Linked DNA regions of Mus musculus: region 1 is linked to region 2. The links are chromatin loops, found by intact Hi-C in ENCODE. Cell type or tissue: gastrocnemius. All regions are shown on one strand. Links, peaks and the distances in the headings refer to the core of each region. The heading gives the core; the rest is flanking DNA.

Region 1 (2,908 bases), core at 167-2,666, 47 kb before region 2:
GAGCAGGCACATGAACGAAAGCCCCTTCACTGAGAATCCAGGCCTTGAGCCCATTCAGTCTCAATAATACTTCTGTTTGAATCATGACCATCATTTTTTTTTCCAAAACCACAAACTGTGTCTTTGAGTTTCTTAAGTCATTTAGATCAATATTAGTCAGGGAGAAAATGACGAGACAAAGGCCTGGAGGTAGAGTAGGCACACAGCAGAAGAGTTCTCCAAAAGGCTGTATGCAGGAGGGATCAAAGGTCAAAAGTTAGGTTGAGCATGTAGCTCAGTGACAGATTGCTTGGCTAGTGTGCCTAAGGCCCTGGATTTTGTTCCCCAGAATCACTGCCACTAAATAAAAAAAAGGTCAAGAGGCTGGTAGGCGTGAAGGCTGGGGTAGGGGTACTGTTCTTTGAAGTCCTCAAGAACGTCCTAGGTGACATGGCAGGTGGGTCAAAGTGAGAGTCAGTGTATGGGCGGGCTAGCACAGAAATAGGCTGGTGTACTTCTGGGAACTGGATGGAAGCAGGTGATAACGGACTCTGATGGTTCTCAGCACTGGCAGAAATGGTGGCAACAGAAATGAAGGAGCATTTAGGCAACTGAAAGTGACCACAGGCTGAGGCCAGAGCTGTGGATTCCAGGATCTTGGAGGTACCGAGAGAAAGGACGAAGGTTGAGAACCAGATGTATATACCTATAGGGGATGAAGTAAGGGATGTGACTTGAAAAACAGATCCAAAATGCTCTGCTGAACTCAAGATAGTTCATTTCACTAAAGGCCGTGCTGAGGAGCAGGGGCAAAGGACAAAAGGGGACTTGCAACAGAGTTAAAGTTTTCCAAACCCAGATGGCTTGGGTCCTCAGAAAAAGACAACTGGTGGGCTTCCTGATGTGAAAAGGACTGAAGACCTCGGCTTACATAACTGCAAGGAGCATATTGCAAGTTAGCAGAATTCACACTCACCCTAGGGAAGGGGCCAGAAGTTTTGTTTAAGGTCCTGAAGGGAACGAAAGGGGAGGATAATGAAAGAGGGAATGGAGCTATTGCGTGCCACACACAGCTTGTACATACATACTACTGGCTTGAGAGAGAAGAAAGAGGAATTGTCTCCATTCACAGAATATTCCTTAGAGAATCCATCCCAGGCATCATTTTCTCCAACAGACGTTTCCCACCTGCGCACATGTACCTGTGTGTCTGCTTGCACATGCACGAGCAAAGTCATATTTACACAGAGTCACACTCACACGGGTGTGTACATACAGAAGCATATGTGTCACCACGGGGACTGAACTGCTTGGCTTACATTACACTATCAAAGGACACAACAGTGTTGGTAGGGAAGCCACAGACCTACCCTGGTGGCTTTATCTGCAGCCATTCCTTGTGGAGAACCCATCGTTCTTCCCCGCTGGCGGGCCTGAGCAGAAGTTGTCTGCAGATGTCAGTGTTAATGCCTTGATAAACAGGGAGCTTGCTGGAGTGCAGCCTTCAGCTCCCGGAGCTGTGGGTAATGACAGGCCACTGGGGGAGCCAAAGACAGTTGCCACTGTTCCTGCCTGTCCTCGGAGCTTCTTAAACAGCAGTATACATTTAAAAGCTTGAATATGCTTTCTTGGGAATCATTGTGTCTTAGAAATTCTGAGAATGCCAGCAAATTTCACAGCTCCCTGGCCAGTGACCTTCTACAGGCCAGGGAAGAGCAGCCTTTCTGCCTTCCAGGCCACAGCTTCACCTTGCCTCCCCCTGCTGTGGAGCCACTGGGGGGGGGGGGGTGTTTGAAGAAGCTTCAGGGCTAATTTACAGTTGACTGGCAGCTGTGGGAGAAAGAGCTTAGAAGAGACTCTTTAGACTTCCAAGGGAAGAATTTTCTAGATGCTCTAAACTGACCCAGAAGCCACAACCTCTTTTTTTCTGCCATAACCTTAACCTTAAGCCTTCCATTGCCAAAAGACAGCATGGGGGTGGGGCGGAGGGCACTTCTTCCCTCAAGGCTGGCTCTAGAGCCATGAGCTGGCAAAGGTCTGGGGACAACCAGCTATGGAAATGAAGCAAGAATGGCCCAGGTCCAGGAGGCACCCGAAAGCCAGAACTGGTTGGGTCCTTCAGTGAGAAGCCAAGCTGAAAGTTGACCTTACTATGTCCTCACTGTGTCAACCTAGCCTGACAGGGCACCAGGCCTGGAAACATGGCCGCAGGCGGTATTCTCCTTGGATGTGGAGGGCAGTTACACGGGTGGTTAAATTCAGTGCATTGGCCACAGGCCAGCCTTCCGACTTGGCAATTACACACCGTCTACCTCTTCCTCTCCTGCTGCCCGGTCACCTCCCTGTCAGGCAGCTTTAAAGCCACTCTCCTCTTCCTGTCAGCAAATGTTTGCATGTGGCGTTGCTGGGCGACAGTTAAGCAGGACTTGCATTTTCCTGGCCCCTGAGCCCCTGAGGGAGCCTTCCTTCTGCAGATGTTGTAAGCACTCTAGGTTACTGCTACCATGTAAGCCCCAGGACCAGCTATGTCTTGCTCCTGGAGAAGGCGGTCATCATGGCTACCTGATCCTCTCTAGGAGACTAGAAGATGGATCTAGCTCTTTCTCATGTTCTAGGCTTCAGGGAGGACTGTCTTATTAGCAGAGATACACCTGGGTAAATGGAGACTCGTTTCTGCCAGATGTTTTACAATGACAGTAGCCATAGTGCAGCCCTCAAGTGAAGGTGTATGCACTTCTGTTCATGGAAACTTGGACAACAGGTTGGATCATTAAGCATTTGATAAACAGTAAATTGAGGAAGATGCCCAAGATGGGCAGTGAACTTGGATTCCAAGCTGGGTTCTGTCAACAGCAGCAGTGTGGCCTAATGCTGTCTCCCAGGGCCTGTAACATGAGGTACCAAGCCCCACAGTGTTTAAAAAGGCCAT
Region 2 (2,908 bases), core at 125-2,624:
GGGCTTTGTAAAGAGACTCTGTTTCAAAATATAAAATAAAACAAAAGCCCAAGGTCTGAGGATAGAGCTCATTGGTAGAGTTGCTCGGCTTGGCTAATACATACAAGTCTCTAGGTTTGGAGAGAGAAAGAGAGAGCGAGCGCAGAGTTACAATTAATACTGTGGGTACTTTTCTGTGTGTCATTGGAAATTACTGAAGGGAAGCAGAGATGCTTCACAGACCCAAGGCAGTGCCATGAGCCATCATGTCCCATCTGGGGAAACCTAGAAACCCATTATGGGTCCTCTCTTTTCCATCCAGAGACCATGACCTGAAACGGATAATTCATTTTTAAAAAGATTTATTTTTAAACTCTCTCTCTCTCTCTCTCTCTCTCTCTCTCTCTCTCTCTCTCTCTGTGTGTGTGTGTGTGTGTGTGTGTGTGTGTGTGTGTGTGTGTGTGTGTGTGTTGATGTGTGCTGGTTTCCATACATTGAACCCCCTGGAGCTAGTGTTACGGGCAGTTGTAAGCCATCCAATGCTTGGAATTAAAATTGGGCCCTCCTGAAAAGCAATAGGCACTCTGTATCACTGAGCCACCTCTTTGACTCCAAGCAGCAGATTCTTAACAACCATAGTATCTGCATCACCTCTGAAGTCCCCTTGCCATCTCCTAGCTGCTGGTGGCAGTTGCTAAAGATGCCCAGCTGAGCTCCTTCTTGGCATTGCAAAGAAGAGTTGCTTTCACCCGGTGACATCCACACCCACTGGCAGCAAACTTCTAATGCAGAGCCCTGCTGGAGTCCAAGGCCCTGTCTGGAGCAATCTGTCCATCCAGTCTCATGCGCTCACCTCACAGTAGTGAATCCTATGCTCCCCCTCTGGTTAATTTCCAACCAGTGTTCCTGGGATTCTGGCCACCCCCGCCCCAGCTTTGGACAAAGCAAGAGGCATTGCCACCAGTCCTCAGCCACAGACCACAGGTCATTGGCATGTGTAGTAGACAACTGTGTCACATTCGATGTTATATTCAGTCAAGAAAAGGTCTTCTCTGTTACACTGACTGCAGCTGCAACTCAAGGTGGGGTCCCCAGAATGCCCCCACCCTGCTGTTTGTGCTGCGAGTGCATGTGCACGTGTGTATTTGTGTGGCTGGAGTGAATAAATGTTTAAATCAGTGTGTCAGTTATAATTAGAGCAGCTCTCCCTTCTTCATTGCAGAACGGTTCCTTCATGCTTAACGCCTGGAATGTCATTTTCCACTGTGAAATCCTTATTCTTCAAGGCCTAGTGCCAAAGTCGGCTTCTGATGCACTTCCCCCACTCACTTGCATCCCCATTCCCCATCAGAGAAGCTAGCTGCCTTTCCCTCAGCTGACCAGGCCACTTAGAGGCAGCTTTGTGAATGGTACTCACTACCCTTAGCATCTGCCCCCCATTTCCTCTATGTCCTTGGAGGCAAGGACAGTGCCCTGTTCTTCCCCTTCTGTATTGGTCACAGGGTGTGATTAATCCCAGATGAATGAATGAAAAATGAGGCTGGAAGAAAAGCAGTGAATTGGAGCCAGCAAAGGCATCCTAACAGCATGGGGTAGGGGACTTGCTTGCCTGAATTTTCCTGAAGCCCTAAGACTCACAGCATGCAGAAAGGAAACAAATGCCCCCCTCACCTCCCTTCCCATCATTCCCACATGAAGGCTCTGCACTGCTAGTGGTACAGGCTATCTGGCTTTACTAGGACTCCAGAAAGCACTGGAGAACAACCACCCCCACCACACCCCACCATGAAGAAGGAGCACCTCCAAACCTTCAACCCTGCCCCCTCACTCTTCCTAGTCTGGTTGCCTCAAGGCCAGTGACAGTGTGTTTGGGATGTGGCCACCTTAGATTGACGTGTTATTGGAAATGATCAGGTTAGGACACACTGATATGTCTCTGGGGCTGGTGACATAGAGAAAGCCACCAATTTTCACTTGAAATAGATCCAAGCCTAAGGTGCACCTTACGGAGAGTGCTTCCCCCTTCCGACTGTAGTCCACTTGCAGCCTCCTCACATTCTTGTGAGGGTCTCAAAAGATGACACAAAGTCAGGGGGAGCAAGGGAGGGCCAGATTGTTCCAAATTCTTCCTTCAAAGTATGTATGCCTCCTGACCTCGAAGGGGCTTTGAGACAGCGAAACAGTGTTTGGAAACCTTATTTTTTTGAAATGCCCTCCCTAGTTCTCCCTCACCCAGAAAATGGGAGAACCACACATTCCTATTCTAAACTTCAGCGAGCCACTGTGAAAGGGACACCCCCACCCCTTAGCACGACGTGCAGCAAGCTACATTCCTCCCTACCCCTCTTTACCATACAAAGCTCTGCTCCACACACACCCTCAGGAGGGGTGGGGCACCGGGCTCTGGGCCTGCATTCCCCAGGGGAGAAATAATTGGCCTGTCTATAGAGCATCAGGATTCAAATAAAGCTTTAAAAACCCACGCAGCCCTGCACATTCTATAACTGTGGATTCACAGATGATGGTCCAACACACACACACACACACACACACACACACACACACACACACACTGTGTAGCTCTGAAGAAGGTTCTCTCTCTCTCTCTCTCTCTCTCTCTCTCTCTCTCTCTCTCTCTCTCTCTCTCTCTCTCTCTCTCTCTTTGTTCCACAGATCCACCTGAATCAAATAAGCCCAATCTCATTTGAACTGGAGGCAATCAGAGTGGAAAAGACCCTGTTCCTGTTGGTGCAGATCCAAACTGTCACCATTTGGCATCCCAACACTCTCCGATGTCCCCATCAGCTGTTCAGGGTCAGCCGGGGGGGGGGGGGGGGACTCTCCCAGCCAACACATTGGAGATTTCATTAATGAGCAAAGCCTCCCGGATGAGCGACCTCACGTGGGACACCCCACCCCAGCTCTCTCA

The links. Peaks named below come from ENCODE experiments on the same cell type or tissue, not always from the same donor. Only the 100,000 strongest peaks of a DNase experiment are listed, where the experiment ranks them.
Region 1: it touches region 2 in a loop (2.4-fold over the local background); 1 of 42 quality-filtered maps calls a loop at or near these places.

What each region holds. Positions count from the first base shown.
Region 1 is chrX:11,442,305-11,445,212 of GRCm38, forward strand. No RefSeq gene overlaps it. Among named protein-coding and RNA genes, the nearest start is that of Gm34138, 6.6 kb to the left of the region's middle. In gastrocnemius, for the core only: a CTCF peak has its summit at 1,545; a DNase peak (open chromatin) is centred at 2,213; H3K27ac peaks cover 1,237 bases.
Region 2 is chrX:11,489,075-11,491,982 of GRCm38, forward strand. All of the region lies in intron 5 of Gm39496 (a long non-coding RNA gene), which reads right to left. Among named protein-coding and RNA genes, the nearest start is that of Gm39496, 35 kb to the right of the region's middle. In gastrocnemius, for the core only: no CTCF peak of the experiment used is centred there; a DNase peak (open chromatin) is centred at 1,316.